Regions from separate parts of the Mus musculus genome. Here regions 1, 2, 4, 5, 6 and 7 are each linked to region 3. The links are chromatin loops, found by intact Hi-C in ENCODE. Cell type or tissue: heart. All regions are shown on one strand.

What was found. A loop is a pair of places that touch in the nucleus more often than their neighbours do. Peaks named below come from ENCODE experiments on the same cell type or tissue, not always from the same donor. Only the 100,000 strongest peaks of a DNase experiment are listed, where the experiment ranks them.
Region 1: it touches region 3 in a loop (2.8-fold over the local background); 4 of 42 quality-filtered maps call a loop at or near these places.
Region 2: a loop joins it to region 3, with 8 times the contacts of the local background. A loop is called at or near these places in 14 of 42 quality-filtered maps.
Region 4: it touches region 3 in a loop (4-fold over the local background); 8 of 42 quality-filtered maps call a loop at or near these places.
Region 5: it touches region 3 in a loop (2.4-fold over the local background); 2 of 42 quality-filtered maps call a loop at or near these places.
Region 6: a loop joins it to region 3, with 2.6 times the contacts of the local background. A loop is called at or near these places in 5 of 42 quality-filtered maps.
Region 7: a loop joins it to region 3, with 2.1 times the contacts of the local background. A loop is called at or near these places in 2 of 42 quality-filtered maps.

What each region holds. Positions count from the first base shown.
Region 1 is chr7:23,973,234-23,977,233 of GRCm38, forward strand. LOC115486484 (a long non-coding RNA gene) reads left to right here and starts at 1,402. Exons shown (of 2, transcript XR_003946697.1): 1 at 1,402-1,575; 2 at 2,762-2,840. In heart, no CTCF peak of the experiment used is centred here; no DNase peak of the experiment used is centred here.
Region 2 is chr7:24,252,610-24,256,609 of GRCm38, forward strand. It overlaps Zfp108 (zinc finger protein 108), which reads left to right and starts at 2,185. Exons shown (of 4, transcript NM_018791.2): 1 at 2,185-2,313; 2 at 3,224-3,281. The coding sequence starts at 3,267. In heart, no CTCF peak of the experiment used is centred here; a DNase peak (open chromatin) is centred at 2,142; H3K4me3 peaks cover 1,404 bases; H3K27ac peaks cover 1,164 bases.
Region 3 is chr7:24,132,025-24,136,024 of GRCm38, forward strand. It overlaps Zfp235 (zinc finger protein 235), which reads left to right and starts at 348. Exons shown (of 5, transcript NM_019941.3): 1 at 348-1,199; 2 at 2,125-2,463; 3 at 3,234-3,291. The coding sequence starts at 3,277. In heart, no CTCF peak of the experiment used is centred here; a DNase peak (open chromatin) is centred at 2,127; H3K4me3 peaks cover 1,761 bases; H3K27ac peaks cover 1,325 bases.
Region 4 is chr7:24,205,991-24,209,990 of GRCm38, forward strand. Zfp111 (zinc finger protein 111) reads right to left here and starts at 2,159. Exons shown (of 4, transcript NM_019940.2): 1 at 2,039-2,159; 2 at 1,068-1,125. The coding sequence starts at 1,082. In heart, no CTCF peak of the experiment used is centred here; a DNase peak (open chromatin) is centred at 2,141; H3K4me3 peaks cover 1,367 bases; H3K27ac peaks cover 819 bases.
Region 5 is chr7:24,405,285-24,409,284 of GRCm38, forward strand. It overlaps Smg9 (smg-9 homolog, nonsense mediated mRNA decay factor (C. elegans)), which reads left to right. Exons shown (of 14, transcript NM_028047.2): 3 at 243-317; 4 at 404-668; 5 at 751-848; 6 at 2,237-2,349. Among named protein-coding and RNA genes, the nearest start is that of Smg9, 7.7 kb to the left of the region's middle. In heart, CTCF peaks have their summits at 1,883 (motif pointing left) and 2,089; DNase peaks (open chromatin) are centred at 1,507 and 1,857.
Region 6 is chr7:24,268,428-24,272,427 of GRCm38, forward strand. It overlaps Zfp93 (zinc finger protein 93), which reads left to right and starts at 1,991. Exons shown (of 4, transcript NM_009567.4): 1 at 1,991-2,254; 2 at 3,186-3,243. The coding sequence starts at 3,229. In heart, no CTCF peak of the experiment used is centred here; a DNase peak (open chromatin) is centred at 2,034; H3K4me3 peaks cover 1,070 bases; H3K27ac peaks cover 1,060 bases.
Region 7 is chr7:24,397,293-24,401,292 of GRCm38, forward strand. It overlaps Smg9 (smg-9 homolog, nonsense mediated mRNA decay factor (C. elegans)), which reads left to right and starts at 2,336. Exons shown (of 14, transcript NM_028047.2): 1 at 2,336-2,599. In heart, no CTCF peak of the experiment used is centred here; a DNase peak (open chromatin) is centred at 2,309; H3K4me3 peaks cover 1,571 bases; H3K27ac peaks cover 1,487 bases.

The sequences.
Region 1 (4,000 bases), 160 kb before region 3:
CACCTACTTAGAGAGGTGCATTAAAATCTCCTTGATGGCCCTAAAAGCCTGGGCCCAAATGTCAAGTCGTTCAGCATGTGGGAATTGACATGTCAGACTGAATTCCCTAGGTATACATACACCATACACAGAATGTTGAGCATACAATTTCATGTACACAGGACACACATGTACAAATATACAAGTTAAACATACCATGGGTGTATGTATGTGCACACACGCTAAATATCATGATAAAGAAATCCACAGTCAACTTTAGCTCCAGAGAGCACTTCAGAAGGCCTGACCTCCTTTATGCAGGTGCATACTCATTGGAAAGATGGAGAAGAATCACGCATGGTGATAATGGTGAGAACACCTGGGTGTTCTTCAATGGATGCTGGATAACTGGCAGACCCCATCAGGCCATGTTTTGGGGAACTCTGATGACTCCTGAGTACATTTCAATTGGTTGGCTGACAAAGTGATCCCAGCTTTGTTAGCACTGTGGGTCACCTGGATGCCTCACTTCCATACAGCATAGTAAAAGGCACCTCTCAGAAGCCAAGGCAGATAAATGCCCCCACACACACACTGGGGAGAAATGAAGGCCACCTGGATCAGTTTTAACATTAACCTCCCTCATCACTTAATCCTTACAAATATGTCTTCTATATTGGAAATAAAATAACATTGTTAAATGGGCTTTTTGCTGTATTGTTGTGGGACTTATTCATATCATGCACCCCAATCCTACTCATCTCCTCCTCCCCTAATACCATCTCTTCACCCTGGAAACCTTCCTCTGCAAAAGAGAAATAAAGTTACATGGGAGATGTAGCTCATCTAAATGTGTCTATTTTGTTCACACTTCTTGGCTTTTAAGTGTTTAGTGCAATGACTTGTTAGTCTGGTGTAAAACCTTGAACCTCTGCTTTGGGAGCCTCACTGAAACTCCTCCTGAATATGCTGCTGTTGCCCTGAGTCATGGAAATCCTGAAGTTTTGTATTTATAGAACCAGCCCCTTCATGCACTCCCATATTTCATTGATGGGGTAGATTTTGGGCTACACCAACTGAAAATCCTGGATCAGGGACTAAGAGATATAAGAAAGGGTCAGCCTGTGGGCTCCAATGCTCTCATGCCCTTGGGGCCATCTTGCACGCGCCCGACTGGCCAGGAAGAACGATGCTGCAACAGGATCCTTCCGCACACGTTTATTGGGAGAGCTTGATTGCAGAGGCGAAGTGACCCCAAGCCCAGAACTGGTGCTGCTTATATAGGTCTAGGAGAGGCGTTCTCTCTCATCTGATTGGTTAACTTGTCTCTCATCTGATTGGTTGACTTGTCTCTTATCTGATTGGTTAACTTTGGTTAATTCTCAAAACCTCATCTTGGCAAAAGAGCCTTTACTGCCTATGTATGTGTGGTGGCCAGTAGTAGTCAACTGCCACTCTACAACTGCCACTCTGTAACTGCCACTCTGCAACGGTTTCCCACAGGGACAGCTCACCTGCATCCCACACAAGCAGTGCCAGCTCTACCCTGCAGCCCAGGGAATGTGCAGGAACTGCTTTCTCAAGTCCTACATCCAGGTAGGGACATGGCCACGTCTCCTGCTCAAGAACTTGGGGCCATCCCACACAAGCAGTGCCAGCTGTACCCTGAAGCCCAGGGAAGGTGCAGGAACTGCTTTCTCAAGTGCTACAAACAGGTAGGGACATGGCCACATCTCCTGCTCATGAACTTGGGGCCAAATAAGATCATACTTATCTCCATAGATGATAAGGTTGGTTAGAAGGGTGTCTCTAATACATGCCTGTGCTCAGTAGACAAGAAACAGGTCTGACTCACCTACAACCCCTATATCCAGGGCAACTGCCACAGTGGCCAGAGGCAATCTGAATGCTGATGCAGCATCAAAGGTCACCATACCTAACCCTATGCTAACCCTGGCCCTTAGACTGACAGATCCAGGCCAACCTCTCTACCAGAAGGACCTAAATATTCTAGTGAAGATATTGCTTACATAAAAGCAAACTGGAGATGCCTCACACATCTTGTCATAAGAGACTCACTGAAGATAGTAAATTGATCCTGCCTGAGGACTTTGCTAAGAAATTGCTCCAACATTTCCACCAATCAATCTGGGAACCAAAAAAAAATCATATTCTCATGCAGATTTAAAGATTATACACAGAAATCCTTTAGTAAAATAAATTGCCTCAAATAGCTTTTTCTGCCAATTTACTAATGGCAGTCACCAATACAAAGAGGCTTCAAACAGAGAGGTACCAGACCAGATGCCCATTTTGAAATAAACTTCATTTTGCTGAAACCAGGCACATATGATATAGATATTTATTGGTATTTGTAGATACTTTTTCAGTGCTTTCCCCATGAAACATGAGAAGGCACAAACTGGTTAAAAAAAAAAGATAATAGAAGATTAGTAACCCTTCAGTTACCCAACTCCACCTACAACCAATCAGGATCCAGGTCAGACCTTAAGTAGCTTCATCCTGACAAGCAGGTACAAGTCACAACCTTGCTTTGCTCCTTATTTCAAGGACACTCTTAAGCTGCTGATAAATTCATCTTGTGACAATATGTTGGGATTACAAGGTTTCTCAAAACCCTTGCATGGCGGGGTTAGGGGTTAGTTGATTAAGTGCTTGCTGCAAAAGCATTAGGACCTGAGCTCAAATCAAGTGTAAAAAGTTGAGGGTGGGGGTTGGAGAGATAGATAGCTTCCTGATAAGTACTTTAACTTTTTTGCAGAGAACTGAAGTTTGATTCCTGGTACCAACATGGCAGCTGACAACCATTTATGACACCAAGTAAAGGGCATATGTTACCATTTTGTTGTCTCTACAGGTACTACATGTATGTGATAGACATTCAGGCAAACTGTCCAACACACACACACACACACAGAGAGAGAGAGAGAGAGAGAGAGAGCTGTCACTTTTTAACAAGATTTGTCACTTTGCATTTTTGGAAAATGCCTCCTGCCTTCTAGTGGAATTGTGAAATCTCCTAAATTTTAATGGTGTTTAGGGTCAGCAAAATCATGGAACTCAAGGACTAGAAGAAGACAACATTTGAGTTGCTAAATTTGAATATGCTCTAGCTTGGCTCCTCCCCTGCTCTTTTGCTCTGTCTTGTGCTTTGAGACAGTCTCTTGTAGCCCATGCTGGACTCTGGCTTGCTGTATAGCCAGGGCAGACTTTGATTTCCTGCTCCCAACTCTCAAATTCTCTACCATGCCCAGTTTTATCTCCTTGACAACCTCTGGGGAGCTTGCTATCTTTCCAAGCAGACGTTTTACATTTGTAAACCTGCTTGAAAATTCTTCTGGAGAATGAAATTAAAACTAGGATGGCCCCTGCTTGTCTTCAGGCTCAGGGCTCAAGGGGTGGGGATAGGTCTCACTTCCTTCTTGTTACCTGAGGCAGCTTCCAGAGAGCTAACTCTGCACTGGGCCCTTCTGGAACTTGCTCCCCTCCTGGCTGTGGTTTACATATGATCACTGCTATCTGAAGGAGCCTAGGCTGAGATCAGAGCAGGTGACCTGTATGGTGAAACAAGAAATATCATGAATATCTCTATAGAGCAAGTGGTAGATAATATGAGGAGACACGGAGTTGATGGATAATTTAGAAGACACTTAAACCTATTATCCTGCGAAGTACTGACCTAGATCGTTTGAAGATATATTATGATTATTCAGTGTGTTCTTGTTGTGGGACTCCTAACAATATTAATGGGAGTGTCTCTGACACTTGCCTTTGGGGAACATTTTCCTCCTACTGGTTTGCATCATCCAACCTTAATCTTAAGGGAGATGCATAACCGTATTGAAAAAATACATGCCATGTTTGGTTGTGGGCCTCCCTATTTTTAAATAGAAAATGACAAGTGGATCTGGGAAGGGCAAAGGTTGTATGGTGGGACTGAGAGGAAACTAGAGAGAGGAAAATATGGTCATAATGTAAGATATGAGAGGAGAATGTTCAA
Region 2 (4,000 bases), 120 kb after region 3:
ACTCGGATAAAATACAATGTTAACAACTGGGATCAAAAGCAGCTCCACCTAAGGTCCACTTAATCTTAGAAGTCAGGTGTAGTCTCCCCTCCCCCAGCCTGAAACCTGCTTGCTCAGGGGTGGAGCTTCCTGCTCATTCGTTCTGCCAGGCCCACTGCTAGAACCTGCGGAGCCACACACGTGCACCTTTCTACTGGACCAGAGATTAGCGGGAGTCGGGTCCCCTCCCCCTTCCTTTATAACTAGTGTCGCAACAATAAAATTTGAGCTTTGATCAGAATAAATTTGTCTTAGCTCCGTTTCTTCTTTCGCCCCGTCTAGATTCCTCTCTTACAGCTCGAGTGGCCTTCTCAGTCGAACCGTTCATGTTGCGAGCTGCTGGCGGCCGCAACAGTCAGGGGCAAGGGCTTCGCGCCCTTGCCATAGTTCCTATTCTAGTCTATTGTATAGTCCACCTCCCCCTTAGGCCATTGTAAATTCCTGTGTATGGGTGTAACTCAGCTATCTATAGTTCTAAGTATCTACTCTGGTTCCTCCTTAGACCACAACCTTCCTTCTTCCTAAATAATGGTAAATTCCTGCATATGGGAGTAGTTTGCCCTGAGATTTCTAACTCTATGTAGTAGATAATAATGCCTGATTTCTTTCACTATCTCTCTTACAATACTAGAGGCAATTCTGAATGTCACTGAATAGGCAACATTCTTACTGAATTCAAAGCCCTTGGTCGGCTCAAGGACTGCCTAGGATTGATGAGGAATCTAACTTAGCTAAATATCAAAAATGAATCCTTAGAAGCACTTATAATAAAGTAATATTAAGGGAAAGCACACAGATCTGTTTACCAACTAAAGCATGGACATTGGAGCATTCGTTATTCAGGATGCCACAGTTCCAGGAGACTTTTTGCCTCAGGACAGTGCCCAGGTTTTTGGGGCCAGTTGCACGTGTCACTACTGGAGTAGATGTAGCACCTGCCCTGCTGATTTAAGTTCCACTTGCAACCTTCCAGGGACTTTCTATTGCCACCACTGAGAATGTGAAAATTAGGGGATAGGATGGAAGACAGACAGGGACCCCTACATTAAAATAGAACTTACCTGCAAACCAAACTGTAAGACCCACCACCCCATTATACTCAAATCCTAGGACCCTCTTCCCTCCTTATGCAGACTGGGAAGTAGAACTTGATATGTTTATAAAATGATAAATGGGGGTGGGGTGGGGTGGATACGTTCTATAGGGGTGTGGTGAGGTATGGGGGAAGCGGGTGCCTCAACAGGCCCATGCCAAGACATCCCTTCCCACTGTGGAACCAGCCACACGATGGTATAGTATAGAATAGAGTTTATTCAGGGCTTGGGGAGGGGAGTTTAGAGGGTAGTAGGGCAGAGAATGGGAGAGAGAAGTAGAGGAGAAGAGTAGAGGCTGGCCATGAGCACGTGGAGAAAGAGGGGGGAAGGTATGAGGGGACAGAGCAGGAGCAAGACGGGAAGAGCAAAAGAACAAGAGGACAAAAGAAAGAGGAGAGGGCAAGCAACCACTTTTATAGTGGATCCGCCTACCAGGCTGTTGCCAGATAATTGTGGGGAGGAGCATACCTAGGTGTTGCCAGGTAACTGTATGGTGGAGCTTAGACAGAATGTTAACCGAACTCACTAGGGCATCCAGAGCTTACCTATGCTAATCTGACTCAGGAACAGAATTTTCTATCCAGAAGTTGGCAAAACTTGAGACCCTGTTCCCCATAAGCCCCCTGGCTAAAGGGTTGAAAACTGGAGCCAGGATAGTTATGCCCTCTGGTCCTGTTACTGCACCTTCCTACAGCCAAGACAGAGACCTACCCTTTGAGATTTCTAAACCATGGGACTTAGCTGGTAGTCACTATAAAGGTCAATTTTAAATTTCTCAACGAAACAAGGCCAAATATGACTAAAGACTGTTGATTTTGTCTGGACCCACAACTTCCTTTCTAAGCGAGAGTGGTACTTTTACATTTCCCAAAAAGCAATTTCCACCGACCTCACTCTAGTTAAAATAGCTTGGAACCTTCTCGTTCTGGGAAATGTAGTCCCAGAAAAAGCTCCAGACCGATGAACTTCCGCCGAGGCATTCTGGGAATTGTAGTTCTGGAGCCATTAGCAGCTAAGTTTGCTTCAGCTCCAGAAGGCTAGGCTGCCTGGCAGTGCTTCCTTCCAGTGAGGTGAGAGCTTGGAGCATCCCGCAGGCCTTCTGTGCGCTGTGCCCCGGTGTGTCCTCTCAGGGACGAGTTTGCATTCCGGTGTGTCCTCTCAGAGACGAGTTTGCATTCCGGTGTGTCCTCTCAGAGACGAGTTTGCATTCCGGGGAAAAGCGGGGCAGCTGTGGCAGCGACCCGTCCTTTTTAACTGGGTTCTGCCTGAGGCCTCCTGCCCTGATTCCTGGACCCATCTCAGCTGCTGGTGGAACCCCGGGAGAGTCTAGCTTCCCACTGGAGCCTGGCAGAGAAGCTGTGGTGACAGATGGCCAGTGTCATAAAGCCTTAAGTGGCAACTCTTACTTTTATGTGTTTTTGTTTTGATTTGGTTTGGTTTTGCATTTATTTATTTAAGAGGGGAGGGTTGTGTCACAGCTTATGTATGGAGGTCAGAAGACAACTTGTGAGAGTCAGGTCTTTCCTTGCACCGTGTGGTGTTCAGGGACTCGAACTCGCCCCATCAGGCTCAGCTGAAGTCACTTCTACCCACTAAGCCATCTTGCAGGGCTTAGATTTCTATTGGTCATTATCTTCGTGCATGTGGAAAAAGAGACTCTGGAGGCTCTGGCAGGTCAATAATGTTTGCTAATTATGAAGCCTTTTAGAGCAGGATACAGAGAGGTTTAACTTCACTCCCATGTATGGAAACAATAACATGTAAGATAGCTGTCACAATTGACAGACCCTTCTGAGGCTGGTGGTCAGTCATGACACAGCATGCATCAGACTTCTGGGGCTGCTTAAACATTTGTGTTTTCTGGGAAACCCATCACCACAGGCAGCCTTGTGAAGGTAAGAGTGCCCAGCACCCCTGAAGCTTCCAGAAATAGAGAATGTGGTGAGTGAGTCTGGTAACCCGGAGGCTTAGTAGGAAGTAGGCAGAAAAGCCTGGTCAGCGCGCACAGCCCTTGGGGCTGATGGAGAAGCTGAGGAAGCCACGTGGACCAACTGTCCTAGCAGTGTTCTCACGAAGCCTCTCTTCCCCAGCTTGCTTCCCAGAGCCCTGCCTTGTCTCAAAGAGAAGAGAACAATGACCAAGTTACAGGTAAGTCGGGTTGCTTCCCCCATCCCCACAGTGGTAGGGATTGAAAACAGGACTCCTGCATGGCGGGCAAGTGCTCTACACAGAGCCTCTCTGAACTGCATGAAGGAAGAGGGGAAGTTGCTGAGAAGAAAGGTCTGGAAGGAGGAGGGATAAGAGAGGACAGTGGGACATGTGCTCAAAGTGCACTGCACATGGGAAAGTGTACAAGGATGAGTAAAAAGAATTTGAAAAAGTGGGCTGCAGAGATGGCTCAGTAGTTAAGAGCACTGGCTCAGTTTGGTTCCCAGCACTCACACCTGATAGCTTACAACTGCCCGTAACTCCAATTATATGTAATTAGAGGATGTCCAACGCCCTCTTCTGGCCTAATTTTATTTTACAATTAAGTATGAGTTCTTCATACTCGTGTTTATGATTTTTTTCATTTAATAATTTTTCATTAGTATTGGGTTTGTGCTTTGTGAGCATGTCAAGACATGATGTAGACTTCAGAGGACAGCTTTCAGGAGTCTCTCTTCTTCAATCTTGTTGAAGTAGCATCTCTTGGTTTGGGGACTCTGGGACAGGCTGCTCTGTCCTGGTGCTCAGTGGCAGCCATCCTAGCCTAATTGGCAAGTTCTAGGACACTGGAGGACCCTGTCCTAAAAACAAACAAACTACCCTAGACAGCACCTGAGGAAGGACACCAGAAGTTGGATTGTAGCCTATTCATGCGTGCA
Region 3 (4,000 bases):
AAGCCTGACCATGCTGTTTGTTGAAGGAATATGGAAGACTTTAGGACTTTCCACTACAAAATTATTAAGTGCTTTTTGATTAGTAGAGCTTAGTGGGTCATCCTAGGAGGAGAATGCAAGACAAGGGCAATTTGAGCTGGGGGTGGGGGGCAGCTCAAGAAGTTTCAGAGGCAAACAGTACATGGCCTAAACCATTCTAGTCATATACTGAGGAAAAAAAGTGGGTGATTTTTGTCCTCATCCTAAAAATCTGCCTGAAGCTAAGTTGATGAGTTTTGTATTACTGGCATAAGCAGGGGAGATTTCCAGACAGCCTTGTGTTGACTGTGTCTTGTGGTTATTAGCAGTCGCTCTCATGGAGATCCAGCATGAGGAGGAGCAAGCCAGACAGAAAGAACTATGCAGTGTGGAGTGTGAGGAGAAAAGAAGCACCGTGAAGGCTTAAGGAAAAGCCTGATTCTGAATGCTATAAAGGGAGTGCTGACCTCAGGGCAACACCCCACCCAGCGAAGCCTCCAGCCTGTGAGAAGGAAGAGGAAAAGCTTCAGCATGAGGGAGGCCATCAGTTCCAGCTTCAGCATGAGGGAGGCCATCAGTTCCAGCTTCAGCATGAGGGAGGCCATCAGTACAGCTTCAGCATGAGGGAGGCCATCAGTTCCAGCTTCAGCACGAGGAAGGCCATCAGTTCCAGAAAGATAGTGGACATAGAATCGGATGGGGCCAAGGTCCAGACCATCGAGCAGCAGAACATGCCAGCTTTGGCCACTTGGTTCTGGCTTTAGAGTCAAGGATACAAGAAACACTTGGTTCTGGCTTTAGAGTCAAGGATACAAGAAAAGGGTTCTTGAGCCTCCCTTAGTAATGAAGGAAATGCCCTGAAGGCAGTTGTAGTATAGGAGAGTTCCTGCATAGTGGCCAAGAGAGGGCATTGAGTGAAGCTGTGAACCTGGATTATGTCGGAGACCACAAGATGTTGAAGATGCCAGAACTATGGGATCCCAGCTGCAGAGAGCTGCAGACTGAGGTGAAACCAGCCTGAGAGAGACAAGTGTGTTACAGCCAACATAGCCGAAAGAGTAAAGCATCTGAAGAGTGCTTTGACATCAGCATGGAGATGCAGAGTTTGGCCTCCACCTTTGGTTTTTAGTCTTGCTATGGTCCAGTGTTTCCTCACTATACTGCCTTCCCATTAAGAAATGGTAAAGTATATTTTATGCCATAACACATTGGATTATGTGGTCTGCTTTTTGATTTTGATTTTACAGGGAATTACAATGAAGAGATTGTCATGAGTATCATAAAAGTTTGACATTTAGATTTTTAAAAAATATTGGGATTGCAATAGATGGTGGGGACTTTTGAAGTTGGGCTGAACGCATTTGGCATTATGATATGGGCAAAGGCTTATCGAGACAGGTAGCAGAGTGTGATGGTTTGACTAACAGTGGCCCCCATACATCTATGTATTTGAATGATTGGAAATAGCAGGGAGCCATGCTTTCTGCCATGTTAATGGACTAAGCCTCTGAAACAAGCTTTGATCATGGTGTCTCTTCATAGCAGTAGAATAGTGACCCAGACACCCTGTGCTCTACCATCACTCCCACAGCCTGTGACTGGAGGATTCTATTCAGGGACTCTGCCTCTGCTGCTGAATCAGGCTCCTATAGCTGAGCAGTTGAAGTTTTAGCTTTTATAATATAATATAAAATGAGACTTCAGTGTTCTTAAAAAGGACCCACAGCTGGGCATGGTGGTGCTTACCTCTTATCCCAGCACCCGGGAGCGAGAGACAAAGGGATCTCTCAGTTTGAGGCCAGCCTGATCTACAAACAGAATTCCAGGAGATCCAGGGCTACGCAGAGAAACTGCCTCGGGGAAAAAACAAAACAAAACAAAACAGAACAGAAATAAAAAAGTATCCATAGATGTCTTACATGGCATTTCAAAAATAAAGAAACCGAAAAGCACCCCCGGTGAGCGAGCTCCCAAAAAGCGATTTCTAAGGCTCACATGCCAGTTAAAAGAGCTTGGAACATATGGAGGCTTTAGTAGTCTGGGGAATGTAGTCCCGGAAAAAGCACAGAGCTAGGCGCTTCCGCTGACGCATTCTGGGAATTGTAGTTCCAGCGCCAGTGACGGCTGAGGTGACTTCCGCTGCCGCAAGGCCAGGCTCCCTGGCAGTACTTCTGATGAGGTGACATCCTGCAGCGTTCCGCGACCCTTCTGTGTGCTGGTGTTTCGGTGTGTCTTCTCGGGGACCGAGTCTGCATCTCCGGGGAGAAGAGGGGCACCGCTGGCGTCGGCCGGTCCTCTCTAGCTGGGCTCTGCTTGAGACGGCGCTGCCCAGGATTCCTGGACCCGTCTCAGCTGCTTGTGGAGCCCTGGAGAGAGTCTAGCTTCCCACGGGAGTCTGTCAGAGGAACGGTGATGGCAGATAGCAGTGTCCTAAAGCCTTAAGTGGTATGCAACTCTGGTTTTGATGTGCTCTTTTTGCATATATTTCATTGTTTATTTACTTAAAGAGTGGGACGTTCCATAGCTGATAAAAGGAATAGGTCAGAAAACTACCTGTGGGAGTAGGGTCACTCCTTCCACCACGTGGGCTTCAGAGTCTTGAACTCAGGTGGTCAGCCTCAGCAGCAGTCGCTCATACCCTTTGAGCCATATCGCAAGGCCAAACTCCCCTTTCCTTAGAGAGGGTTTAGCTTTTTATTGGTGATTATCTTCATGTATGTGGGAAAAGAAACTTGGTGGGGGCTCTTGCAGATGAGCAACGTTTACTAGAATTTAAAATTTTTAGAAGGAGAGAATATGGGGGTGGGGATTTCACTACTGTGTAAGGAAATAGTTATATGTAAGATAGCTGTCACATTAACAGACCCTTAGATAGTGGTGGTCAGTTATGACACAGCGTTCATCAGAGAGCTCGAGACTTCTTAAACATTTGTTTTTATGGAAAGCCCATCACTACAGGCAGCATTGTGAAGGTGCGAGTACACGGCATCCCTGAAGCTGCCAGAAATAGAGAATTGTGGGCTTGTCTAACCCTTTGCTGTGAGTGAAGTGAGGCACGCATGACCTGGTAACCTGGAGCCTTACACTACTGATTAGCAGGAAGCAGGTAGAAAAGCCTGGTCAACCTGCACAGCCCTTGGGGCTGATGGAGAAGCTGAGGAAGCCATGTGGACCAACTGTCCTAGCAGTGTTCTCACGAAGCCCCTCTTCCCCAGCTTGCTTCCCAGAGCCCTGCCTTGTCTCAAAGAGAAGAGAACAATGACCAAGTTACAGGTAAGTTGGGTTGCTTCCCCCATCCCCACAGTGCTAGGGATTGGAAACATGATCCCTGCATGCTGGGCAAGTGCTCTACACAGAGCCTCTCTGAACTGCATGAAGGAAGAGGGGAAGTTGCTGAGAAGAAAGGTCTGGAAGGAGGAGGGATAAGAGAGGACAGTGGGACATGTGCTCAAAGTGCACTGCACTTGGGAAAGTGTACAAGGATGAGTAAAAAGAATTTGAAAAAGTGGGCTGGAGTGATGGCTCAGTAGTTAAGAGCACTAGCTCAGTTTGGTTCCCAGCACTCACACCTGATAGCTTACAACTGCCTGTAACTCCAATTATATGTAATTAGAGGATGTTCAACGCTCTCTTCTAGCCTCCCAGGGCACCTGCACACACACACATCTACACACAAACAGATGGTGTACACATACATTTTAAAATCCCTTTAGTTCATTTACATTTAAAAAAATGACATTTTCCACTATTTGCCTAATTTTATTGTACAATTCAGTATGAGGTCTCCATACTCATGTGGGTTATGAATTATATTTTTACTTTAAAATTTTGTATTACCATTATTGTGTGAGGGGGTTGGTTGTAAGCATGCCAAGGAGTGCATGTAGATCTCACAGGATACATTTTGGGAGTCCAGCTTTTTTTTTCCATCTTGCCAAAGCAGGTCTCCTGTTTCTGGGACTCTGGAGGCAAGAAGATTCCT
Region 4 (4,000 bases), 74 kb after region 3:
GGCTCCTGGGTGCTCAGCGGTGTCTAATATATGCGCTGAGTTTCAGGGCTGCTGGTGTGTCTCCATCATAGCACACAGCTCATTCGATCCCAGCTTGTCTGTACACGTGTCTGTGTGTTTGTCCTTTCTTCATCACCATGGCAGCCGTACACTCTCCCTGGTTGCTCAGGAAATGAATCCTCAGGACACCCCGTGCAGGAAGTGAGGGCGAGCAGAAGTCTGTGCGTGTGTGCCCACATGTCTGCACGCATGCACGTATATTTATGCACAGCATGTAGAGGTTGGAGGACAATCTCTGGTGCTCTTCCTCAGGTACTATCCACCTTTTTTGTTGCTGTTGTTTTAGAGTCAGGGTCTTTCTGTGGCTTAGAACTTGCCAAAAAAAAGGTAGGATGGCTGCCAATGAGCACCAGGACCTGTCTCCACAGAGTCCCAGAAACAGGAGACTCTGTTTCAGCAAGGTGGAAGAAGAAAGCCCAACTTCCAAAAGATGACCTTAGCATGGTTACAATTCCTTTATTTCATCATCATCATGATGCAAAATTTTAAAGTGAAAAAATTCATAAATCACATGAATAGGGAAGACTTGTATTTATTTGCAGAATAAAATTAGGCAAACTTTGGAAAATGATGTCACCTTTAAAATATAAGTGAACTTAACAGTTTTTTAAATGTATGTGTGTCTGTGTGTATATATGTGTGCAGGTCCCTGGGAAGTTAGGAAAGGGCACTGGACACCCTGGAGTTGGAGTTACAGGCAGTTGTAAACTATCAGATGTGGCTGCTGGGAACCAAACTGCCCTTAACTACTGAGCCATCTCTCCAACCCACTTTCTCTAGTTCAACTTATTTTACTTATCCTTGTACACTTTCTCGTGTGCAGTGCACTTTGAGCACATGTCCCACCGTCCTCTTATCCCTCCTCCTTCCAGACCTTCCTTCTCAGCAACTTCCCCTCTTCCTTCATGCAGTTCAGAGAGGCTCTGTGTAGAGCACTTGCCCAGCATGCAGGGGTCCTGTTTCCAATCCCTAGCACTGCGGGGAATGGGGGAAGCAACCCGACTTACCTGTAACTTGGTCATTGTTCTCTTCTCTTTGAGACAAGGCAGGGCTCTGGGAAGCAAGCTGGGGAAGAGGGGCTTCGTGAGAACACTGCTAGGACAGTTGGTCCACATGGCTTCCTCAGCTTCTCCATCAGCCCCAAGGGCTGTGCGCGCTGACCAGGCTTTTCTGCCTACTTCCTACTAAGCCTCCGGGTTACCAGACTCACTCACCACATTCTCTATTTCTGGAAGCTCAGGGGTGCTGGGCACTCTTACCTTCACAAGGCTGCTGTGGTGATGGGTTTTCCAAAAAAACCAAATGTTTAAGATGCATGCTGTGTCTTGACTGACCACCACTCTCAGAAGGGTCTGTCAATTGTGACAGCTATCTTACATGTTACTGTTTGCATACATGGGAGTGAAATTATCCCTCTGTCTTGCTGTAAAAGGCTTAATTACTAGTAATCATTGCTCATTTGCAAGAGCCTCCACAAAGTCTCTTTTCCCACGTGCATAAAGATAACGACCTATAAAAACCTAAAGCTCAGCAGATAAAGGCCACTGTCGCTGAAACTGATCCCCTGAGTCTCTGGACCCCACACAGTGGAAGAAGTGACTGAACTTCCAAAAGTTGCTTTCTGATCTTGTCAGTATACAAGCTGTGGCACGCCTACCTCTCAAAGTAAGTAAGTCATATTATATCGCATCGCATCGCATCGCATCGCATCGCATCGCATCGCATCACCACATCACAACCAGAGTTGCATACTACTTAAGGCTTTAGGGCACTGCTATCTGCCATCACCGTTCCTCTGATAGACTCCAGTGGAAAGCTAGACTCTCCCTGGGGCTCCACAAGCAGCTGAGATGGGTCCAATAATCCTGAGCAGCGCCACTTCAGGAAGGGCCCAAGAAAGAGGAGTGCCCCCCCCCCACCCCATCCCTCCGCCTCTCACTTCTCCCCAGCAGCGGACTCGGTCCCCGAGGAGGCATACCAGGAGCAAGGGCGTACAGGGCCACAGAAAAGCTTCAGGATCTCACTTCACCAGAAGTACCACCAGGCCGCCTTGGTTTGCGGAAGTGGAAGCGACTTTGGCAGCCTCTGGAGCGGGAATTACCATTCCCAGAATGCCTCAGTGGAAGCACCTAGCTCTGGTGCTCTTTTGGGACTACATTTCCCAGAATGCTAAAGTTTGGTTAACCGCCTAGCTGTTTTAACAGCTGTTAGGTAGTTAGGTCCTTGGATATAGCTTTTTTGGAAACTTGTTCTCCTGAGTTGCTTTTCGGGATTTGGGAGTTTTTGGTTTTTGTTTTTGTTTGTTTGTTATTCATTTGTAAAATGGCATGAAAGACAATTGTAGTAAGTTGTTGGTGGTGGTCGCTTTTTTTCTCCCCTCACCCCCACCCCAGGTAGAGATTCTCTGTGTAGCCCTGGCTGTCCTGGAACTGCCTCTGTAATCCAGGGTGGCATCGAATTCATAAACCTCCCTGCCTCTGCCTCCCAAGTACTGGTATTAAGGGCATGGGACACCAAGTCCTGCTGTGGATACTTTTTAAAACATTGAAGCCCCACTGTTGTGATTATAATAAGATATAGAGGTAAAAAAAAATGTGTTCTATGGGGTGTGGTGAGGTGTGGGGGAGGGGGTCCCTCAGCGAGCCCAAGCCAAGGCATCCCTTTCCTCAGAGGGACCAGTGACATGACGATATAGCATAGAATAGAGTTTATTTAGGGCATGGGGAGGGGAGTTAAGAGAGTAGTAGAGGCAGAGAAAGGCAGAGAGAAGGAGAGAGTAGAGAAGTAGAGGCTGGCCATGATCACGCGGAGAGAGCAGAGGGAAGGAAATGGGGAGGGAGGGGGGGCAAGAGGGCAAGAGGCAAGAGAGAGAGGCAAGAGTAGGAGAGTAAGAGCGAGTAAGAGAGGGATGAGGGGGCAAGCAGCCCCTTTTCTAGCGGGCCAGGCCTACCTGGCTGTTGCCAGGTAACTGTGGGGGTGGAGTTCAGACAGAATACCAACATCCATATTATACTGCATTATAAAAGCTAGAACTTCAGTTGTGAAGCTATAGGCGCTTGACTGAGCAGCAAAGTCCGAATCCCTTCACAGAATCCCGTGAGATGTGAGGGGACACCCGCCTAGAATCTTCTAGAGAGGGGCTGGGAAAATGACCTGGTAGTAGAATACAGACTATTTTTGTCACTGTTAAGTTGCTGTGAAGAAGCACCATGACCAAGATATAGAGAGGCAACTCTTAAGATAGAGAGCTTTTATTTGGGGGCTTGTTTAGTGCATTATCATCACAGTAGGAAGCATGACACCAGGCTATGAAGAACCATTCAAATATTTGAACTTTGGGCAGAGGCTACTCTTATCCAAACCACCACACCCCACTCCCTAGTCCCCATAGGGTTATAGGTACAACATAATGCCTATGGCCAGCAAAACTGCTTGGCAGATAAAGGCATTTGCCCAACCAAGTTCAAGGACCTGAGTTCAGTCCTTGAAATACACATAGTGGAAAGAGGGAACTGACCCCTGTAAATTTCCTTTGACCTCCACCAAAGTTGCTGTAGCACACTGATGCACACACACACACACACAATTAGTTAATTAGTTAGTAAATTAATAAAAATAAACTACTACAAATTATAAGAAGATTATTATTTTGTCTCCGTTTCACTGAAAATCCACTTCAGAGCCCACCGTGCTGCAGTAACTATGCTAATAAGCCTCTTGCCCAAAGGACTGCTCAACTCAGTGTCACACTCTCATTCCCACTTCCTCCCTAAAACTTAACAAAAACATGTCCATTCACCATGGGTGGTTGCAGGAGCCCTGAGTCTCGGAATCTGCTGTAAACTGTAGCTCAGGTTATTGGTGTATATATAGAACTGTGTGCCACAGAGAGAAGAGTATAAACTCTATTTAATCTACTGGTACACACCCATTCAATTCT
Region 5 (4,000 bases), 270 kb after region 3:
CGTGAGTCCTTTCACATCTTTGCTGTATCAAAATGTCCTTTCACCTGGGTCTGCTTCAGGAAAACATTCTTTCCCATGTCTGCTTTAGCAAGACATCCTTTCACACATCCTTTGTGTCCCCCAGCAAAACATCATTTGACATAACTGACTTTCCAAACAACCCAGAAGTTTCCCCTTCATGGGTAGGGTGGGGAGGCACCATGGAGGCCGTCTAGACAAACAGCTGCGTTCCCTCTCCTCAGGATGGCAGCGAAGACCCCAGCACTAACGTCATGCAGAAAACCCCCATCATCCTCTCAAAGCCCCCAGCTGAGCGGGTGAGTGTGGAGGACCTCAGGAGGGAGGCGGGAGGAGGGGGTGATAGGAGGTCTCCCGAGTGCCCGGCAACCTTCTCACCCCACAGTCAAAGCAGCCGCCACCTAGTACAGCGCCAGCTGCACCGCCAGCCCCGGCCCCACTGGAGAAACCCATTGTGCTCATGAAGCCACGTGAGGAGGGGAAGGGGCCTGTGGCTGGAACAGGGGCTTCCACCCCTGAAGGTACTGCGCCCCCGCCCCCCACGGCCCCTGCACCACCCAAGGGAGAGAAGGAGGGGCAGAGACCCACACAGCCTGTGTACCAGATTCAAAACCGGGGCATGGGCACTGCTGCCCCAACTGCCATGGACCGTGAGTGAACCCCACAGGCTGGGCAGGGACCAGCTCCTGCCTCCCGGAGACCCTCACTGTCCTGTCTCCTCTCTCCATCCAGCTGTGGTGGGCCAGGCTAAGCTCCTGCCCCCAGAGCGCATGAAGCACAGCATCAAGCTGGTAGACGACCAGATGAACTGGTGTGACAGTGCCATTGAGGTAGGCTCCCCAGGCCCCGCACCTCCGTCCACACCCCTCCAGAACAGAACGGCCCTCGGGACCTGAGGGGGTCTCATCAGTCAGGCCTGAATTTCATCCAGCTTAGAGGGCTGGTAGTTGAGAGTCATGGTTTGTTGATAGTGTGAGGGGCGGTGAGCATTGACCCCGGGGCCTTGTGCTTGCTAGGTGAGTTTTCCATTCTGAGCTACAGCCCCAGACTGTTTCTTACTCTTGGTTCAGAAGTGGGGTCTTACTAAGTTGCCTGGGCTACCTTGAACTGCCTGTCTTCCTGCCTCTGCCTCCTAAATAGCTTGGATGGCAGGCCTGTGACACCAGGGCAGGTTGAAACCCTGATTGCTCTGACATCTCTTGGTAAACATCCCTGCTACCCTATACCCCAGAACTCCTGTGCCTTTGCACACCAGAGGAAGGTCCTGAGCCTGCTCCTACACTCCTAGATCTAGCCCCATGCTGTCTTCACAGTGCCAACCAGAGGCTCCTTCCCAGCAGCCCTTGCTCTAGTTAGAGCCTTACATTGCTAGGCCCGCACACCTGTGCTCTGCTCAGGGCTTTTCCACAGTTGCGCATGCTCTGGAAGGACTGCCCCTCTCACCTCTTAGCCCCAGCCTGTTAGTGCTACACACCAGGTCTGTGTGTTACCTGGCCCTGCCTGCTTGCTCCACAGTGGCCCTTTTCTGCAGTGATAAAGTGGCTTGTTTGAGCTACCTAGTGTGGCAACCTCCTCCACTGTGCAGGGCTACTGAGCAAGTCCTTGTCATTGTAACTCCCTGGGGCTGAAGACAGAGTTGTCAGTTTTGTTTCAGTTTAATGAAGTGAAATAGCCACATGGAATCCACCTACCACAGTGAACACCCAGTCCTGAGTAGTTTGGCTTTAAGGTACAGGGGCTCATTAAACCCTGGCCCGAGGCCTTTTTTTATTTTATTTTTTCCTGAGTCCCTCTGGTGATTCTGGAGAAGTGCCAGCAAATCAGTTGGCTTTTGGAAGAGACTCCTCCGCCCCCTAGTGGTAAAGATCAGCAGAGCTGGTGGCCCCAAGGCAAAGGTCTCAGGTGTTTAAAGCTCCAGACACAGTTCCTTTCTCTAATCTCCTGCCCAGATCTTACAGTGTTAGCCTCGGTGTGGCCCTGTGCAGTCAGGCTGTGTGACTGTAGACACCCTTCCACTTCTCAACCACAGGAGGCTTTCTCACTCAGCTTTTCCAGACTCTAGGGCGGGGGTTCAGAGCCTTACACATGAACCTGCCACAACACGGCCCTTTGTCCAGATGAAGGGAGTGAGACTGGCCAAGTGGGTGGGTGAGCCTACCAAAGGGGCCTGACCATGCCTGTCAGGCTTGTGAGGCTCATGTTCCCCATTGCCCCCCAGTACCTGCTGGATCAGACGGACGTGTTAGTGGTCGGTGTCTTAGGCCTCCAGGGGACAGGCAAGTCCATGGTCATGTCACTGCTGTCTGCAAACACTCCAGAGGAAGACCAGAGGTGAGGGGCATTGGGCAGGGCTGGAGGAGGCCGGGAGAGCAGGGGAAGGTGGCCGCCCGTGGGGAGGACGGACTGGGTATCAGAACTGCAGGGCTCCAAGTGGCTTCCCCTGCCTGGCCTCACCTTCAGAGACAGGAAGAGTGTGGGCTAGCTGAGTCTAGCTCCCAGCCAGGAAGGGGAATAAAGTCACTAAGGCTTTGAAAGATGGTGGCTGCCGCAGGCTTGGTGCCAGATCTCCTCTGGTTGACTTCAGCTCCTACTATTCGAGTACATTTATCTTGTCATATTTTAATGCCTCTGGGTGTCGTACCTGTAAGAATGTCTGTGTGCTACCTGTGTGCTCGGTGCCTGGGAAAAGGCTTCGGATCTGGAACTGCTGTCACAGATGGTGGGAGCCTCCTTTTAGGTGCTGGAAATTGAATCTGGTCCTGGGGAAAGCAGCCAGTGTTCTCAACTCCTGAGCCATCTCGCCAGCCCCTCCCTCAAGTGGAGTTTGAAAGAATGAAGCAGATGCCGGGTGTGGTGGCGCACGCCTTTAATCCCAGCACTTGGGAAGCAGAGGCAGGCAAATTTCTGAGTTCGAGGCCAGCCTGGTCTACAGAGGGAGTTCCAGGACAGCCAGGGCTATATCAAAAAAACTAAAAAAAAAAAGAAAAAGAAAAGAAAAGAATGAAGCAGCTGGCACAGAGCCAAAAAGTTAAGGGTGCCTGGTGATCTGGGAGGTAGGGCAAGGAGAGCCATCTGGTGGGGGCGGATTCTGCACCAGCCCCGGGCCTCCTACGTTTCTGCCTGTGGGGAAGGAGTAGAGAGGATGCCCTGGCCTGTGCGCGGGTCTTGAGTCGGGAGAGGTGTGATGGAGATAAATGGTAGCGTTAGAGGAGAGGTTAAGGAGGAGGGCCTGGAGAGCTGTGTCCTGGCCCGGGCACAGACAGGGAAGCCTGGCCCTCCCACAGACAAGCTCTCCAGATACAAGTGGGACAAGTGACCCCTGTATGTGTGCATCACACATTAACTAAGCCCTACACCCGTACCACAGAGTGACCTGACACACAGCCTAAGTCACATGCCCTGTCTCTCCCTGTCATGCACATGGTCACACACGTGTCCACCAGGCTCTCCCTACCATCTCCTGAAGGCTGACTCAACCCAATGCCTCTCTCTGGACGCCACCCCCTCTCCCCTACACATCCGAGCAGGAGCAGGGAGGGCAGGGAGGAAAAGACCAAAGGAAGACTCAGAATATGGGCTGGGGTGGGGAGTGTCTTAGGGTTACTGTTGCTATGTTGAACTATGATCAAGAGCAAGTTGAGGAGGAAAGGGTTTAGTTATTTGACTTACACTTCCACATCGTAACTCATCACTGAAGGAAGGCAGTCAAACAGCCAGAACCTGGAGGCGGGAGCTGAATCGCAGAGCACCTCTATGAAGAGGTGCTGCTCACTGGCTGCTCACTGGCCTGCTCAGCTTGTTTTCTTATAGAACCCAGGGCTACCAGCCCAGAGATGGCACCACCTACAATGGGCTGGGCCCTCCACATCAATCACTCATTATGAAAATGCCTTACAGCAGCCGTTCTCTGAGTCTCAACTGTTTCAGGGGTTGAACGACCTTCTTTAACATGTTATGATTCATAACAGTAGCAAAATTGCAG
Region 6 (4,000 bases), 140 kb after region 3:
ACAAGAAGGAAAATGCAACACAAACTTAGTTCAGAAAAAAAAAATTGTAACTCAATCACTGGGCACAGCAGCTAAAATCTTGTACGCCATATTAAATCTAAATCCTCCGGTTGCGAATCCTGACGGATCCGCCATTGAAACCAGGAGACACTAGTAATTACATCTTGTCCTCACACTATCCCTGTCGAAAAAGACCAAACTCTCCTGCTTCCTCTCTTCCTCCGTGCATCCTGGAAGTCGCCCCTACTTGCTCAGTGATTGACTCCTTTATTCATTAGGGGATTGATTCACAAGAAGCCTGAGTGTATGACTCACTCCTTGTCCGCAACCCCTCCCAGGAGAGCAGAATTAGCATCAAAATACAAACAGCACCAGCGCCATCTACAACAGGACACTGGCAGGGAAATCTCAGCATCCATCCAAGTCTACAGAGAAAGGCTGCAGGAAAGGATTTAACCAACGTTGGTGACTGGCAGAACCGTCGTTGACCTACGCGTCCCTTTCTCACAGGAAGCCCCTCTGTATCTGAGGTGCAGAGCTGCATGTGCTCAGGACTCAGCCATTTCCGGTGCAAGTGGAGAGGGGCCCTGTAAGTAAGACTCATTTGAAAATGCTCACCCGTCTCCAACCTGCATTCATATTGATTTGTGTTCCTCAGTATTCCTGAAAGGGGCCTTCAGTCAGCATCTTATATTTATTAGCCTAGTACAGTGAACTGAAATGTGTGCAATTGGAATTATGGGCCCTGACATTCTGTGGGGACAGAGCTTTTGCTGTTGTTTGTTTGTTTATACTGTAACCAATATTTTGAACGTCTTTACTAAACTTGACTTGTGAATGACTTGCTTCTCCTCCTTCCCCTCTAGGTCTAGGTCGGGCTGTCCTTCATGACCCAGGTCCATCTGTGGTTCAGACCTATGCTGCTCCCACGGACTCCCCCAGGCTGTATCTCAGATAAAGAGTTCTTTCTGACAGCTCCAGGGCTCTGAAGGTCAAGGATCAAGCCCCCACTGGAGGATGCTGGGCAGGTTGTGGTTTGAGTGAGAACGCCCCCCACAGGCTCATGTTAAAATGCTTAGTCACCAGGGAGTAGAACTCATTGAAAGGATTTGAAAGACAGGAGGTATGGCCTTGATGGTGAAAGTATATCACTGGGCATGGCTAGAGATTTTAAGAGCACATGTGTCTCTTTGTCTCTCCAGTATGGATGAGGATTTAACTCTCCCTCCCATGCCCGCTGCTGCCATGCTCTTGCCATGATAATGCACTAAACCCCTAAAAGTGTACGCAAGCCTCTAATTAAATGTTTCCTTTTATAAGCGTTGCCTTGGTCATGATGTCCCTTCACAGCAACAGAAGAGTGGCCCAGATAGCCCATGTTCTACCACCAGGTCACTCCCACAGCCCCTCACTAGGGGATTCTGGGCAGTGCTCTACAACTGAGCCGGTCCCCCACCCCTCATAGGGGGTTTCTATGCAGAAACTCTGACTCTGCTGCCTAATTAGGCAACTGCAGCTGTGCAGTTTCCCTGTTAGCTTTTATAATGTAATACAGTATGGGATCTCAATTTTAAAAAAAAATGTATCCACAGCAAGATCTGCTGGCCCTCTCCTTTAATCACAGCACTTGGGAGGCAGAGGCAGACAGATCTGTCAGTTCGAGGCCAGCCTGGACTACTGGGGGAGTTCCAGGACAGCCAGGGCTACACAGAGAAACCCTGCCTCGGAAAAACAAAACAACAACAAAAACAAAGAAGTATCCACAGTTGACTTTCATGGAATTTCAGAAATGAATAAACCGAAAAGCAACACAGAAGAGCGACCTACCAAAAGGAATCCCCTTAGTTAAAAAGGTTCACCGAAGCTTTGCCATTCCGGGGAATATAGTCCCCAGAGAGTGCAGCCACTGAGGAATTCTGGGAATTGTAGTTCCAACGCCAGTAGTGGTCAAGGTCGTTTCCGCTCCCGGGAGGGGAGGATGTTTGTGAGTGCTTCCTGTGAGGTGAAAACCTGGGCCATCGCTCTGCATTTCCTTTGCGCCTGTGCTCCTGATGTATCCCCTCAGTGACCGCATCTGCGGCCCAGGAACAAGCCCGGCATCCAGGTCCTCTCTCGCTGGGCTCTGCCTGAGGCGGGGCTGCCCTACACTGACACACCTCAGCCCCTTGCAGAGCCCCAGGAGAGGCTAGCTTCCCAGGGGAGCCTGGCAGGGGAGCTATGATGAGAGATGGCCCATGTCCTGAATCCTTAAGTGGTATGCAACTTTACTTTTTATGTGATTCCACCCCTATTTATTTATTTATTTATTTATTTAAATAAACAATATTTTTATTTTGTTAAAGTTATTAAATAAATGTATTTAATAATTAGAAGAAAGAGAGAGAGAGAGAGAGAGAAAGAAAGAAAGAAAGAAAGAAAGAAAGAAAGAAAGAAAGAAAGAAAGAAAGAAAGAAAAGAAGTCAAAAGACAACTTGTGGGAGTCAACTTAATGGTACCCAGAGACTCAAACTCAGCAGGTTAGACTCAGTGGCAGTTTCCTTTACCCGCTGAGCCATCTTGTAGGCTCAAACTCCCCATTCCTTGGAGAGGGTTTAGCGTTTTTTGTTATTGTTTTGTTTTGTTTTTTAATTGGTCATTATTTTCATGCCTGTGGGAAAAGAGACTTTGGACTTTGTGGCGGCTCTTGTAAATGAACAATGTTTACTAGTAATTAAGTCTTTTAGAGGGAGATACAAAAGAGGACTCTATCATTTCCATGTATGGAAACAATAATATGTAAGATAGCTGTCACAATTGATAGATCTTTCTGAGAGTGGTAGTCAGTCATGACACAGCACGCATCATAGAGTTCAGAGCTTAGTGAAGATTTGTTTTTCTGGAAAACCCATCACTACAGGCAGCCTTGTGAAGGTAAGAGTGCCCAGCACCCCCCACCCCACCCCCCACATGCACACACACAAGCTGCCAGAAATAGAAAATGTGGCCTTTTCTAACCCGCTGCGGTGAGCGAGGTGAGGCATGGGTGGCCCCTTAACTTTAACCCAGAGTCTTACACTACCAATTAGTGGGAAGTAGGCAGAAAAGCCTGGTCAGCGCGCACAGCCCTTGGGGCTGATGGAGAAGCTGAGGAAGCCATGTGGACCAACTGTCCTAGCAGTGTTCTCACGAAGCCCCTCTTCCCCCAGCTTGCTTCCCAGAGCCCTGCCTTGTCTCAAAGAGAAGAGAACAATGACCAAGTTACAGGTAAGTCGGGTTGCTTCCCCCATCCCCACAGTGCTAGGGATTGGAAACAGGACCCCTGCATGCTGGGCAAGTGCTCTGCAGCCACCGTAGCCTATTTGACAAGGTCCAGGCCACGGAAGGACCCTGTTCCCAAAACAAACAAAAACCCTAGACAGCACCTGAGGAAGGACACCAGAGGTTGGGCTGTAGCCTGTACATGCATGTGTACCCTTGTGTACATATGTACACTCACATGCATGCACACATGTGTACACACATGCACACAGAAAACTGGTCACTCTCATTTCCTGCATTGGACTTCCTGAGCATTCATATCCTGAACAACCAGGGAGCGTCTGGCTTCCGCACAGCTTCTGTGGTTGACCCAACTCAGATGATGGAGGAATGAAGAAAGGACAGACACACAGACACATGTACAGACAAGCTGGGATCGAATGAGCTGTGTGCTCTGATGGAGACTCCCCAGCAGCCCTGAAACTCAGCGCATTTATTAGACACCGCTGAGCACCCAGGAGCCATGATTCAGGAAACTGCAGCATGAATACAAATGCACGGGTATTTTACATGGAGTTCAGCCAAGCTCCCCAGCTACACAGTACCCTCAGCTCCAGGGACTACACGCTTGTTTTGTTAACAACAGTGGTGATTTTCACACGTAATTTGTAGTCACCAGGTATCCCTGATTCTCTGTATTCTGTCCTAAAATGTACACTTTTGAAAAATCTTCAGTATTTTTTAAAAAATCTTCAGTACTTTG
Region 7 (4,000 bases), 270 kb after region 3:
CTTTGTGTATATATATAAATATATATTATATGTATATATAGTATATATACTATATATATGTGTGTATATATATATATATATATATATATATATATAACATGCATGCTGTGCCTCGGGAGGACAGAAGAGGCCTCTTATGGAGGAAGTTCAAGGGGAATTTACTGAGACTCAGTCTCACAAATAAAATAAAATAAAATAAAATAAAATAAAATAAAATAAAATAGAGATGGTTCAGTAGTCAACAGCACTGGCTGCTCTTACAGAGGACAGGGGTTCAATTCCCAGCACCCACATGGCAGCTCTCAACCTTCTGTTGCTCTAGTTCCAGGGGATCCAACACTCTCTTCTGGCCTTGGCAGCCACCAGGCAGGCACGTGGTGCTCAATCATACTTACAAAGCACTCATACATATAAAAGAAAATGAAATCTTTAAAACATGTAAGCGGAGGGCTGGGCTAAGGCTCTGTGGTAGGGAGCTTAACAAGCCTACTTAAATTCAGTCCCCAATACCCTACCTCAAATGTATGAATGCTGAAACCTTAACTAAAGGCCCAGTGAGGTGGCCTGCTGGGTAAAGGCGCTTGGGACCCATGGGATAGAAGGACAGTGCTGATTCTTGCTGACTCCTCTGGCATCCAAATGTGCATTGCTGCATGTGTGCGCACACATCCTAGAGGGCACACATCCCGCTTATAACTCAGTGAATCTGGTGGCATTGAGCACTCTTCATAAACAGCCCTCCAACCAATCACTGCCCTGATGGTTACCTTGAATATGAAAAACTCGTGCTTTCTGTCTCCAGGCTTCAACAATAAAAAAATTCTTCACGGGCTGGAGAGAAGGCTCAGCGGTTAAGAGCACTGGCTGCTCTTCCAGAGGTCCTGAGTTCGATTCCCAGCAACCACATGGTGGCTCACAACCATCTGTAATGGGATCTGATGCCCTCTTCTGGTGTGTCTGATGACAGCTACAGTGTACTCACTATATATATATCCATCCTTTATAAGCTGGCCATGTGGCCCAGGCAGCAGTGTGCTTACCTAGCATGCATAACATGCATGGGGCTCTAGGTTTAATCCCGTGGAGTGTGCCTCTATCAGCACTCCAAGGAACATTTTTTTTTTTTTCAAATTTGAAAGAAAAGCCGAAGGGAAGGCAAACTTTAAGTCTTGGCAGCTAGGTGCCCATAGGAGAACAGAGAAGAGCTTGGCGGGGGCATGGAGGGAGGCGATGCTGTTTGAGTTAGGCTGACATGGAGATCAGCTCTGGGGACAAGCACGCATGTGTGCTTGTGTCTTGAAATGCAGATCAGTGGTAGAGCACATCCTACATAGCAAGGCCCTCTCTCTTTTCTCAGTACAGAAGAGAATGGGAGAGAATAACGAAAAGCCGAGGGGGTGGGGAGAGCCCAGCAGTCCTGAGGCCAAGGCAGGTGGGTTTCTTTGAGTTCTAGACCAGCCTGGTCTACACAGTAAGACCCCACCTCAAAACAAGAGAGCTGCCTTTAATCCCAGCACTTGGGAGGCAGAGGCAGGCGGATTTCTGAGTTTGAGACCAGCCTGGTCTACAGAGTGAGTTCCAGGACAGCCAGGGCTATACAGAGAAACCCTGTCTCAAAACAAACAAACAAACAAACAAACAAACAAACAAATAACCAAGAGAGCTGATTGTGGCGGCACACACAGGTAGGTTATGCTGAAGAGGCAGACACAGGAGGGTAAGTTTGAGGTCAGGCTGATGGACTCACGGTTTTTTTTCTTTAAGAAAGGAAAAGCAATAGGGGAGGTGGAACTTCTGCCTCTCAGCTGTCTTTCCATTGGGTGACTGCACCCTCTGCCCAGTGGCCTTCCAGCTGCTTCAGGCTGTGCCCCTAGTCCTTTGAATGTTTGCCCCTTCTGTAGCCCTGCGATCCGCCCACTTCTGCCGCCCACCTCGTGCCACAGGTCCAAGCCTAGACCTTTCTCTACAGATGTTCTGTCTTGGAGGAGCTGGGCTCTTCCTTAAAGTCCTTCAAGATCGCTTCTTGCAGCCAGCTGAATCAGTCTTGTGCTTGCTCAGATAAGGACGTTAATTCCTCCCTTCCGCCGTACCCTACCCCGATCGGTCTGACAACACTACAGAAGACCCGGGATTCGAACTCGAAATCTCCAGAGCTGCCCACCCAGCCAAACAGCAGGCCCGCCCAGAGAAACAATGCGCACGCGCCTTCTCAGCAGCAACATACTCCCTCGCCCCTCCGTAATCCGCATGCGTGCTGAAGCCAGCCACCTCCATTCACGCATGCTCAGTCTAACGCGCACGTTGGGTTCGCTTGCGCGCCCAGCCCGCGGCGCATGCGCCGAGCTAGCAGCGCAGGCCGTGACTCGTTGGGCTGCGTACTGTGGCTTCCTCTTCTTCCTCCTCTGGGAGCTTCCGGGACGCCAAGGCCTGTTCCGGAATAGCCGGCACCCGTTTTCTCGGCCTCTCTCATTCTCTGGCTTGTGACCTTCCGGCACCATTTACACGGCAGGTGGCTGTGGAGGACCTTCCCCGCCCACGCTGCACTCCCGTCACTCAGAGCGCGCGCTGCGACCCAGGAACTAATCAGCAGCTGCCCTAGGTAAGGGGAAGGGGGGACGCCCCGAGCCTGGGAGAGGCAGGCGCGCCGACGGGGCGGGGTTGGGGGTGGGGCGTATTCAAGCCCCGCCCCCGCCCTGCCGTTAAAAGGTCGCTGGGCGGCTGGCCAATGGGAGTAGGAACGTGAAGGTCTCGGAATTGCGGCGCCGTTAGCTGGAGGTACAAATAAATTAATAGAAACTATAGCCACTGTAAAGTGTCCCTGTAGTGCTGGTACGAGCCTTCTAACAGTATCGGGAGGAAATTTCTGGACACAGTCCCAAAGAAGCCGACATACACCTAGGGCCACCTTCCATGGAAATTGGATTTTGAGGTTCTTCATGCCTGAGTATTGGAAGGAGGCTCCATATAAGACTGCAAGTAGGGGCTGGAGAGATGGCTCAGAGGTTAAGAGCACTGACTGCTCTCCCATAGGTCCTGAGTTCAATTCTCAGCCACCACATGGTGGATCACAACCACCTGTAATGGGATCTGATGCACATTCTACTGGTGTGTATCTGAAGACAGCTACAGTGTACTCATATAAATAAATACATAAATAATATTTTTAAAAAGGGGGGCTAGAGAGATGGTTCAGCGGTTAAGAGCACTGACTGCTCTTCCAGAGATCATGAGTTCAAATCCCAGCAACCACATGGTGGCTCACAACCATCCGTAATGAGATCAGATGCCCTCTTCTGGTGTGTCTGAAGACAGCTACAGTGTACTTATATATTATAATAAATCTTAAAAAAAAAAAAAAAAAGACTGCAAGTAGACTAGGAAGCACTTAGAAAAATACGTGAATAGAACTGGACAAGGCGGCTCACACATGTAATTCCAGTAGTGTGGAGCCAGAAACAGGAGGGTCGCCATGAGTTTGAGACCAGCCTGAACTGCAGAGCAGGACCCTGTTTGAGAGGGAGAGGTGAGGAGGAGGAGGAAACAGTATTAAGTTGTGGAATGCACCATGCCTCAAGAGAAAAGGCATTAGAACAGTTAAGAATTGGGGGTCTCCTGGAAATTCTTGCAAAGCAACTTGTCAATTCTGGAAGATTCTCCAAAGAGGTGCTTCACATGTAGGTGGGAAGATAGCTCAGTGTGTGAAGTGCTTGTTTGCAAGCATGAAGACCCAGGTTTGATCCCCAGCAACCACATAAAAAGTGGAGCCTGGCGGCACGATCTTGTCATCCCAGTGCTGCGGAGGCAAGACTGGCAGATGTGCAGAGCTCCTTGCCCAGGCAAAAACAGTGTGGGGCTGTCAGGATGGTTGTATCAGGTAACGGGGCCACCACAAGGCCAAAGAATTGACTTCCATCCCTGCGGCCTACAGGATGGAAAGAGAAAATGGTCTCTCGGAAGTTGTCACCTGGCCTCCACAAATGTGATATGGCTCTGTGCCTGC